3 separate regions of the Homo sapiens genome follow, and regions 2 and 3 are each linked to region 1. Evidence: chromatin contacts called from ENCODE Hi-C or POLR2A ChIA-PET data. All regions are on one chromosome and are shown on one strand. The core of a region is the stretch at or near the end of the contact, and the rest is flanking DNA. Distances in the headings are between cores, read along the strand shown.

Region 1 (3,354 bases), core at 277-2,776:
AAAGAAACAACTTTATGTGAACTTTTCACTTTTAGATTAAAGTAATTCCATTGCAGCTTATTTTTCCAATACTCTAGAAATGTAATTCATTTTCTTTTAAGAATCTATTCCATTCGTACATCCAGATCTGATTCAGATTAAAAACATCAAGTCAGATATTTTAAAAGTGGAATTTACCATGCTGAAACAAATTAAGTCATCTCTGTACTAAGAAATCAATTTGTGTGGCTGGGGGTGGGAAAGCTCGGGAAATTTTAATTTCAATGAATTTTCAGAAAATGCTTCAAAGAGAACTACCTGGCACCATAAGTAACTGTTCTAATTAGTCTAATAATTATTCTCAACTCAATCATTAATGTTCAAATGCAATTAATTATACAGATTCGAGAGATATTTCTCAGAAATGAAGAATCCAAGTCGTTGATCTAGATTTGGATTGAACGTCGAATGCCCGGTTTGTTATTTACCAAGACCCAGAAAACATCTGGCCCCAAAGCAGACATGTTTGCTTCAACAGACTAAAAGTAAAACCCGACGGTGAACCATACAGAATTCAACATACTTGGATAATGCCAGCTTAGGAAAAACTAAATTTTCTTCCACTAAGCTTAAGATGAAGGCGTGTTTAATACTTTTAATGTTATCCAGGCTTTTTATAAAGCTAACGAGATTGTCACTACCTAACCAAGACACCGAAGACTGATCTACGTAACCTTTGGAGTGGTTTAGAAGTAGGCAAAGACGAGAAATTACATTAAACATAGTGCTCAGTTCTTCCACAAAATTGTAGGTGGCTCTGAAAAGAGCCTTTGGTTCCTTTGGGATTGAGTTGCTGCAAACTAATCCAGGCTTCTACTTGCCCTTCGCCTTGTGGTGGCTCTCGGTCTTCTTGGGCAGTAGCACGGCCTGGATGTTGGGCAGGACGCCACCCTGTGCGATGGTGACTTTGCCCAGAAGCTTGTTGAGCTCCTCATCGTTGCGGATGGCCAGCTGGAGGTGACGCGGGATGATGCGAGTCTTCTTGTTGTCGCGGGCCGCGTTGCCAGCCAGCTCCAGGATCTCGGCGGTCAGGTACTCCAGCACCGCCGCCAGGTACACCGGCGCTCCAGCACCGACCCGCTCCGCATAGTTGCCTTTGCGGAGCAGGCGATGCACTCGGCCTACGGGAAACTGAAGCCCGGCCCGAGAAGAGCGGGTCTTGGCCTTGGCGCGAGCTTTGCCTCCCTGCTTGCCACGCCCAGACATGGCAAAAGGCCTATTATCTATACGGTCAAGAAAGACTGAAGTGAAACTAGAAAAACGTACATTTTATAGCCTCTACTGGGCGCGAAAAGGAAGCTGTGCGATTGGCTTACGTTTTATTTTTATTTAGACCAATAGGACTCGATTATGCAGGATACCTATTTTGATTGGGCAAAACTGGCATCTGTCGTCATCCACGGATAATTACCAATCAGCAGAGACCTTCCCACTACCTCGGCCGCATAAACTATTATATAAAAAGAGGAGACCGACTTCTTGTTTTGGTTTTGCCACTATTGTTTCATTATGCCCGAGCTGGCCAAGTCTGCTCCCGCCCCGAAGAAGGGCTCCAAGAAGGCGGTGACCAAGGCCCAGAAGAAGGATGGCAAGAAGCGCAAGCGCAGCCGCAAGGAGAGCTACTCCGTGTACGTGTACAAGGTGCTGAAGCAGGTCCACCCCGACACCGGCATCTCTTCTAAGGCCATGGGAATCATGAACTCCTTCGTCAACGACATCTTCGAGCGCATCGCAAGCGAGGCTTCCCGCCTGGCGCACTACAACAAGCGCTCGACCATCACCTCCAGGGAGATCCAGACCGCCGTGCGCCTGCTGCTTCCGGGGGAGCTGGCCAAGCACGCGGTGTCGGAGGGCACCAAGGCCGTCACCAAGTACACCAGCTCCAAGTAAATTCTCAAGCTCTTGTCCAACCCAAAGGCTCTTTTCAGAGCCACTCACTATTATCTAAAGAAGAGCTGGTTCGCTCTTCCTATCACTGGGGGGCGAGGGGTCATAAATCATTTTGATCTATCCACTAAATTAATCTAGCTCTTTGAAAGCCATTTAAGGTGAAATGTACATGAGGTACGTGCATATAGCTACCAACACCATAGAGGGTCCGACCTTTGCGCTTGAGGGCATAAACTAAGTCCTTAGCAGGGACTGCTTTGCGCTTTGCTCGTTCCGTGTAAGTCAGTCAAGCGCATCCGGGATCACGTTATCCGGAAATTCCTTGAGCATCCACGGGTTTCTAAAAAGATGAGACCAGAATGCGTTTGACACCGCCAGGCCAGGCTCCAGGTGGTGGGTCTGGTGATGTCTGGATGTTGCACAGCAACTTGCGGTGGCGCCCCCTTTACCCAATCCTTTCCCTCACTTGCGCAACCAGACATGATTTTAAGGCACGACAAAAGACCCGAGGTAAAAACCAAAAACAGCACTAGGAAAACAAGGCTGGCGTTTTTAATCTTTCCGACTAAACTGGAAACTAGAGGGGTGGGCGCGGTGGCTCATGCCTGTAATCCCAGCACTTTGGGAGGTGGAGGCGGGCGGATCCCTTGAGCCCAGGAGTTCGCAACCAGCCTGGGCAACATAGCAAAACCCCGTCTCTGCAAAAAGCACAAAAATTAGCCAGGAGTGGTGGCGCGCCCCTGTTGTCCCAGCTACTTAGGGGGCTGATGTAGGAGGATGGCTTGAGCCTGGTAGGCGGAGTTTACAGTGAGCTGAGATCGCACCACTGCACTCCAGCCTGGGTGATAAAGCCAGGCCTTGTCTCAAAAAAAAAAGTGGGAGATCAGTAAAAGTTAACACCTTGCCTTCTCCTAATTGTCAATGCCTGCTAGCAAAAGATGCCAGAGTAGATTTTTAAAAGTTTTTCTTGTTTTCACCCAAACCCAACTGTTTTTCGTATACTATTTACCATCCAATTTACTAACATTTATTAAGCATCTACTATTCACCATAGGCCAGTCATAGTATTCTGCTATAGGAATGGAAAATCCTGAATAAGCCTCCCAGACCTTAATTCTCAATCATTGCTGGTGGCCCCACAAATTGGTAGTGCTTTCATAAAGGAAAATTTGGTAATACCTGTCAAAATTTTAAAATGCACCTATCTTTACATCAGAAATTTCACCCCTAGGAATTTACTATTTTTGAAAATATGCAAAATAATATATGCAGGGGTTTCCAGCAGCACTGTTTGTAGTATAAGACTGAAGCAATTTGACTGATTAGCAATAAATTACAGTACATCATTCTATCTAGTAAAAAATAAGAAGGCTCTTTTTCATAATTATTTACTGCTTATCATGTGCCAGATAATGTCCTAAAAAG
Region 2 (3,354 bases), core at 516-3,015, 560 kb after region 1:
AAGGGAAGATCACTCAAGTGGAGACCTCAGTGTGTGCGTGAGGAGGCATGTGAGGGCCAAGCACATGCATACACTAGTATGGCTTCCACCTTCTCCAGCCCAACATCTGCAGGTTACACAGTGCCTGAGAGCTGGGTCGAAATGAGTCCAGACCACCTGTAAGATGACTTCTCTGGGCATAGTAAAAAGGTTGTTTGAGGGGACAAAGTTAGGGTTAGGCCAGTCACTTACAGAAGCCGAACTCGGTACATGTCTGATACAACCACTGCCGGTCACCCACACCAGACAGTTGAGGTTCTGTGCTCCTCAGCTGTGCCACTGTCTCTGCTCGGGAAAAGCTTAAACACTTCTGGCCCAGGCTGTGCAAGACAATCTAGGGAACAATGTACATACATAAGACATAAATTCCTCCTCTCTTCCCAGCAAGCCAGGGTGCAGAGGCCTATGTCCCCAGAGGTCAAAAGTCAGAAATAGAAGGGTGAGTTCCTGAGTTCTCCTGGGAGTCAGTGGTCAGAGGGGGTGGATGCCTGGGTCCTTGTGAGTTAGAGATCAATGCACTAGAAGACTGAGACCTTATTACCTGTGAGAGCTTGGGCAAGTGATAATCTTTCAGACTTCAGTTTCCTTTTCTGTAAGTGGCGATAATAATAGTGCCTATCTCTTGAGAACTTAATGAAATAATATATGTGAAGCACTTTATACAGCACTTGGTCCAGACAGTGCTGGAAAAGCGACAGCTGGATTGCAGTTGTGGATTTAGAGGCTGCAGTCCCAGGTACCTAGGAGAACCCTATCCCCAGAGATAACATTTTTTCATTCATTCTAAAAATACTAAGTGAGAATTTGCCATGTGCCAGGCACTCCTGCAGGCCCCCCAAAAGAGAACAGGACAGGATAGGCAAAATAGGTAATAATCGCAGTCTCTAACATTCGCACACTGTGTGCCAGGCTCCCAGCTGATTGCTCTACATGACCCGCCTCATTTCATCTTCCCATCGGCCCTGTGAAGTGTTATCCCCATTTTACAGATGAGAAAACGAAGTTTCAGAGAAGGTTCTCGCTTGCCCAAGATCACACAACGGAAGTGGGGCAGGAATCTTTGTCCGCTAACTCCTCCCAGCTGTGCCAGGGAGTGCTCACCTGCACCGCCCGACGAAGCCCGCAGTAGGGCGTGGAGTGGCTGCGGTTGCCCCCGCCCCCGAGGAGAAGTCCGCAGAGCTGTCGCACGCTTAGCGGCGCTCCCGTCTGCCCATCATACTGCACTACACCTCCCACCAGTGCCTGCAGCGCCCCCAACAGCTCCGCCTGGTTTTCAGCGCGGCCCAGGGGCCCGCAAGCGCTCAGCTCCGTCCGCAATGCTGCTTGAGCCGCCCCACCCGAGCGCAGCCGCCGCTCCACTTCAGCGAAGGCGACGGACACCGCCGCCCGGCACTGTGGGAAGCAAGAGGCGATGTCCGCCAAGACTTAGGCTGGGCCTCGGCTTTCCCTACCCAGGACCTGCGTCCTCCTTGGGTTCCCCACTTTCCCCTAGCGGGACTCAGAGGGTGCAGACCTAGCTCTTGGCCCAGGCCCCCGCCCCCAGGCCCCCGCCCCCAATCCCCTGCCTCGCAGCCCTCCTTCTCGGGTCTTCCCTGCAGGCCCCGTCCTCCATTGTGGCCCCGCCCCACCTTGAGCCTCACCTCCGGATAGGATTGTCCCTGCCCAAACCCCGCCCTCTCTGGGGAGCGCCTCTTTTCCTGGTGCCCCTCCTCTTCGTCAGCTCCCGCCTTCTTCCAAAACCTGCGTATTCCCCCGAGCTCCGACCTTCCTTAGACCCCGCCACGTTGCAGGTTTCGCCCTTCTCTGGCCTCCTCTTCCCTGGCATCCGAGGCCTCTTTTCCCTCCCAGTCCCCCTCGGACTAGGCCCCACCTCCTACCTCCAGGGACCCGCCGATCGCGGTGCTCATTAGGCTTCGGGATACCACCTGTGGGCGGACCGCAGAGGAAGGTATCCGGAAGTGTCAAGGGACTCCGCCCGCTGGGACCCCTCCCCGTCCCGCACCTGCTGCCCGCCATCCTTACGTCATTATACTCGGAGAAATCCAGCACGGCCCGCACCGGGGCGGAGGAGGCGACCGACGCGAAAATGAGATGGGGGAACTAAGGGAGGAGACGCCGTCAGCCTGCGGGCTGAGGGGTTGGAATCGCATATCTTTCTGCCTCTGTGTCACTTACTCGCTGTGTAATCTCGGGCTCTTGTGAGGACAGCTTGTGCAAAATTCTTTGGGCGCGGGAGGAAGGTAGGGGCGTGGTGGGAGGGTATTCCTATTATCTGAGACTGGGGCCCTGGAGTCCGAGTTCCCTCCCCCCAGCCCACCCGGAGGAGTCGCAGGACCTTCAGCCGGGCCCAGGCGGCCAAGGAGCCGGCATAGGAGCCTCCGAAGCAGATCCAGGGGCTGGAGGAGGAGATGTTAAAGAGGCGGGAAAGTGCCAGGCGGGCAGAGACCACATCAGCCAGCCTAGGGTCAAAGGGGGGACTCGGTCGGTCCTCATCGCTGGGAATCCCTGAAGATTTCCCCATTCTGGGGGAAACCCGGATCCAGAGACATGAATGGGTGAATCTGGCCAGAAACCAGGGCCGTTTTCTCATGACGTGTTTCCAAGTGTTCTCCAAGCCACATACACTTCCCAGAACATGTGTGCCTAGGCCAAGGGAGACCCTGTCCTCGTCCACTTTCTAGAAAGCCACCACCCTCTTTCCCTTCTCGTTTTAGGTAGGAGAGGAAAAATTTCCAAGTCAGTTTAGATGAAAACCTGACAAATGTAGGGAAGGGTTGAGGGCACTCAAGGAGGGCTACTAAGAGGAGAAGGAGGGGTCCTAACCTGATGAGTTGCAAGGTATTGGGAGAGAGAACAGACACAAAGAGAAATGGAGAGTGAAGTTTGGATATGTCTAACATCCTCTTTCTCCTCCCAAGGGCTTTCTTTCTTCCCTAACCTTTCTGAATGGCTTGCAGTTGGTACCATCCTGTTGCAGTTAGAAAACCGTTTCGCTTGTAGAAAAGATTAAGATGCAGAGAGACAGAGATGGAGACAAAGAGGCACAGATGTAGATACAGAGACGGAGAAAATGAGACAGGCAAACAGACTGTTACAGACACAGACAGAGATACCAATGAGGAAAGAAAAAGCTAAGTTCTGTAAGAATAAAGCAGATGAAAGAAACAAAAAGCAGGTGAAGTAAAGTTGGAAAAATGGTGGCGGTCGTTAATAGGAGTGAGATGCACTGAAGGAGGCTGGGGTGAGAGGCATAAAAACATCTAGGGGAAGGCCACGCCATGCAGAGGGATGAGTTCAAAGGCTCAAGGCAGGAAT
Region 3 (3,354 bases), core at 612-3,111, 530 kb before region 1:
GCAGTGGCACGATCATGGCTACTGCAGCTGGTGATTATCCCTGCTCAGCCTCCCCAGTAGCTGAGACTAATAGCATGAGTAACTGTGCCTGGATAATATTTTTTATTTTTTGCAGAGACAGAGTCTCACTATGTCGCCCAGGCTTGTCTTGAACTCCTGGACTCAAGAGATCCTCCCATCTCGGCCTCTCAAAGTGTTGGGATTACAGGCGTGAGCTATTACACCTGACTTAAGTCTCCATTTTCATATCTATGTTTGTACTTGTAATTTTGTATTCCTTTTCTCAAATAAGGTCTCTTGAATTGTATAAGCTGGGTCTCTTTCTGTCTGTATTCCTTGTTACATTATAAACCCCATGAGGATGAGGACCTTGTGTCCTTCATTATTATTATATCCAGCAAGCCCTTGGCACAAAGATCGCATTCAATGGGAATCTATATAATTAATGAATGAGTTGTAAAAAATCAATTCAACCTCTTAACATGTATTATCTGTCTTCTCTATTTCTATTGCTACTGCCTTGATTCAGGCCCTCACTCTCTCTACCCTGGATTCTTGTAGTAGTCTCCTAGCTGGTCTCCCTGCCTGTAGTCTCATTTCCTTACAGTCCATCCCCACATGGCTGCCAAGATAACATTTCTAGATGTAAATTTGATCAGACTGCTCAAATTCCTTGGTTAGGGATCCAAAAAAAGTAAGAGCTGGTGCCCCTGCCACATATACCACTCTCCAGTCATGCTGATCAGCCCAGTTCTTTGGATGTACCAAAGGATTTCACCCCAGTTCTGCTTTTGTACATTTGATTCCCTCTCCCAGAAATTTATTTCCTTTGCTCCTTTTCCAGTGTACACTGGCAGATTCCTGCTGAGTCTTGTTTTGCCCCATTAGTTTTCCTCTCTCTTCCACGCCACGAATTCAAACTAATACATACATTTATTTCCTACATACGTACTTAGCATGTTCCAGAGGCTATTCTCATCGATTTACAAGCACTTATTTTATTTTACTTCATTTCACATGCACGTCTGTTTTACGCAGTTACTTGTTTACACGCTCTTCTTCTAGACTTTGGGATTCCAGAAGACAGAGGTTTGAGTGTAAAACACAAAATAACAAAACCACAACAAAAACAACTCTGTATTCTCGTCCCCACCATTACCATCTCTCCTTTGTGATGTCAAAGAGACCAGAGGAAGTGGACAGACTCGGGGAAGAATAGGTAAGTATTAGAGACAGAAAAAGTATGAAGTCCCTTCTGTGAGGACTAACAATAGTGATGCCATTTTACAACCTTGATGACTGTGTTCTCAAGAAACAAAGCAAATGTCAACCCCGTCCATAGCTTCAACAGAGCATAACAGCTCTAACCGCAACAGAGCCTAACGGCCCTAACCACATCTGTCCCCAGTTGGAAAGTGTCCAAACAGTTCCAACTAGCCAGCACTTCCCCAACCCCTCCCCAACAGAAACTTTATTATAAAAGCCTCAGCTTGTAAGCGATCAGGATCTCAGCCAGATTCCTAACTGGAACTCTTCGCAGGCTTTTCCTGTAAATAAACCTGTTTGGCCGTGGAATTGCCTCCTGTTACTCGCTCTCTACGTTTATATCTTCCTAACACCTTCCGGCTCTAATGTTTTGGGTCTCGATGACCATCTAACTCCTAAATGCTGGGGGCCGCTCCCCATAGAAATGCCTCGCCGGATTTCTCCGCCTCGCACCCAGTGGGACTGGGATTTTTGGCCCCGGGGTTTGCAATAAGGGAGTCACCAAGCAGCAGCCACCTCTGGAATTCCTAGAAAGGAAAGAGTTGCCTGGCTTCAGCCAGTGGGCTCAGAACGGCTGACGCATTTCCGGCCTTTGCGGTTGATCGGTCATTGGGGTGCTGCAGCCCCGCCACCTGTTCCGTAGCTTGCCGGTGCCCCGAAGGTGAGTCTTGGCCCCTTGTCGCGACCCGCCAGGTTCCCAGAAGATTTCAGGTCTGTGCCTTGGAGTAGGCGGGGAGGGAACGTCTGCGCAGGCGTGACCCCCGCCCCTACACATTCACTGGCCTGAAGCCCCCGTGGAGTAGGTGGAGGTCCCGCCCCTTATCCTGAAGATTAAACAGCCTTTCTTTGTCTGAGATAACGCCCGGAGTTCTTTGTCCTGCCTCCAAGACGATAAAGGAGCGCAGACACAAAGGTGAGGTTAGAGCGAAAGTTTAATAAGCGAAAGGAAAAAGCTCTCTGCCAGCAGAGAAGGGGTCCCGACCGGGAGTACCCATTATGGGGCCCGTTCTGGGGTTTTTATGGACTGGAAAGGAGAGGGAATGCGCTTAGTCTGCGGGCTGTCCTGGCGAACGCTTGACTCAGCTTGGTCCGGGACCAATCAGGAGCTGAAATGATGATTCATAGCTGCTGCTTAGCTTGGCCCAGGACCTATCAGAAGCCGAAGTGAAAGTTTGGCCCCGGACCAATCAGGGGCTGAGGTGATGATTCACAGAAGCTGGGCTTATAGTCCTAATAAAGGAAAGTAGAGCGCCTGCCGGAACCTACCAGAACCCACCGTGTCCATACCCACAAAAGGAGAAGAAACTTTTCCTGGGAACCTGCTGACTATACAAAGGACAAAGGCATTATGTGTCAGGCCTTGTTCCCTTATCTGAGTGAGCTGGAGGTTCTGTGCAAGTTTTTATCCAAATGGGCCCGAGGTTTTTCTATCTATGCAGCCGTGGGCATATCTCTAGGCACAACACCCTGTGCTAGTTCCCTTATCGGTGCCTGCAACCTGATTTTTTCCCCAGGCTTAGTTTTATGTTATGTGGGGATAAGACACTAAATCATGGGCGGGGGCAGGCTCTCCAGGGACCCTTCCCTTGCTATCCACCTAAGGCAAGCTAGGTAGCCCTTTCACAGGGTGGTGGGAGAGACCCCTAGAGAGGTCGGAGCTTTGCGGCGAAACCGAGGTCCAGAGGTAGAGAAGGGTCTCTCCCTGTCAAAAGCCTTATTTCCTATATACACGTAATTTTTATTTAATAAGTCAACATTATGCAATGTTTGTCGCATATGTTTTCTTTAAATATTGTAAAAACCACCAACCTCATAACTTGTCACCTCTAGTTTCTAATGCATCTCTAAAAATTGGGGACATTTCCCTACATAACCACAAGATTATTAGCACACCCAACTAAGTGTAGGCGCTTCACCTAACACCTAGTTCATGTTTAAATCCTTCCACCCCCTGTTGTCCCACAGATGTCTTTTATACCTGTTTGTACCAACTAGGATCCAATCATAGACCACTCACTGCATGTAGTTGAGTCTTAACCTAGGGCAATTTTACTCTTTGCCTCCCTTCCTCCCATCCCATTGCCTTGT

Evidence for each region. A loop is a pair of places that touch in the nucleus more often than their neighbours do. ChIA-PET counts read pairs that join two places held with the same protein, here RNA polymerase II (POLR2A). Pooled maps may share reads with other maps.
Region 2: a loop to region 1 is called in a pooled map, with 4 times the contacts of the local background. The contact joins the enhancer-like site here to the promoter of H2BC13 in region 1. A Hi-C loop is called at or near these places in 2 of 37 single-sample maps with no recorded cell type and 8 of 50 pooled maps. POLR2A ChIA-PET finds 5 or more read pairs at or near these places in 7 of 52 experiments (GM10248, HEK293, MCF 10A and 2 more).
Region 3: a loop to region 1 is called in a map of K562, with 5 times the contacts of the local background. The contact joins the promoter of ZSCAN31 here to the promoter of H2BC13 in region 1. A Hi-C loop is called at or near these places in 1 of 168 maps with a recorded cell type or tissue (K562), 1 of 37 single-sample maps with no recorded cell type and 9 of 50 pooled maps. POLR2A ChIA-PET finds 5 or more read pairs at or near these places in 5 of 52 experiments (HEK293, WTC11, activated T-cell and 1 more).

Annotation. Positions count from the first base shown.
Region 1 is chr6:27,806,101-27,809,454 of GRCh38, reverse strand. H2BC13 (H2B clustered histone 13) reads left to right here and starts at 1,526. Exons shown (of 1, transcript NM_003519.4): 1 at 1,526-1,976. The coding sequence starts at 1,549. The coding sequence ends at 1,929. H2AC13 (H2A clustered histone 13) reads right to left here and starts at 1,282. Exons shown (of 1, transcript NM_003509.3): 1 at 788-1,282. The coding sequence starts at 1,245. The coding sequence ends at 853. It also overlaps the pseudogene H4C10P. RefSeq lists enhancers at 422-1,020, 939-1,138, 1,479-1,708, 1,959-2,058, 1,621-2,220 and 1 more.
Region 2 is chr6:27,249,827-27,253,180 of GRCh38, reverse strand. It overlaps PRSS16 (serine protease 16), which reads right to left. Exons shown (of 12, transcript NM_005865.4): 5 at 2,375-2,498; 6 at 2,062-2,139; 7 at 1,917-1,964; 8 at 1,141-1,431; 9 at 232-373. Among named protein-coding and RNA genes, the nearest start is that of PRSS16, 3.8 kb to the right of the region's middle. RefSeq lists enhancers at 900-1,099, 1,120-1,289, 879-1,399, 1,670-2,039, 2,180-2,249 and 1 more. Within about 2 kb of position 1,765, at least 19 of the 41 ENCODE cell types and tissues checked have a DNase peak (open chromatin) inside an H3K27ac peak, as active enhancers do; they include PC-3, where a contact is called at or near this core.
Region 3 is chr6:28,334,655-28,338,008 of GRCh38, reverse strand. It overlaps ZSCAN31 (zinc finger and SCAN domain containing 31), which reads left to right and starts at 1,861. Exons shown (of 4, transcript NM_030899.5): 1 at 1,861-1,927. RefSeq lists an enhancer at 2,196-2,315.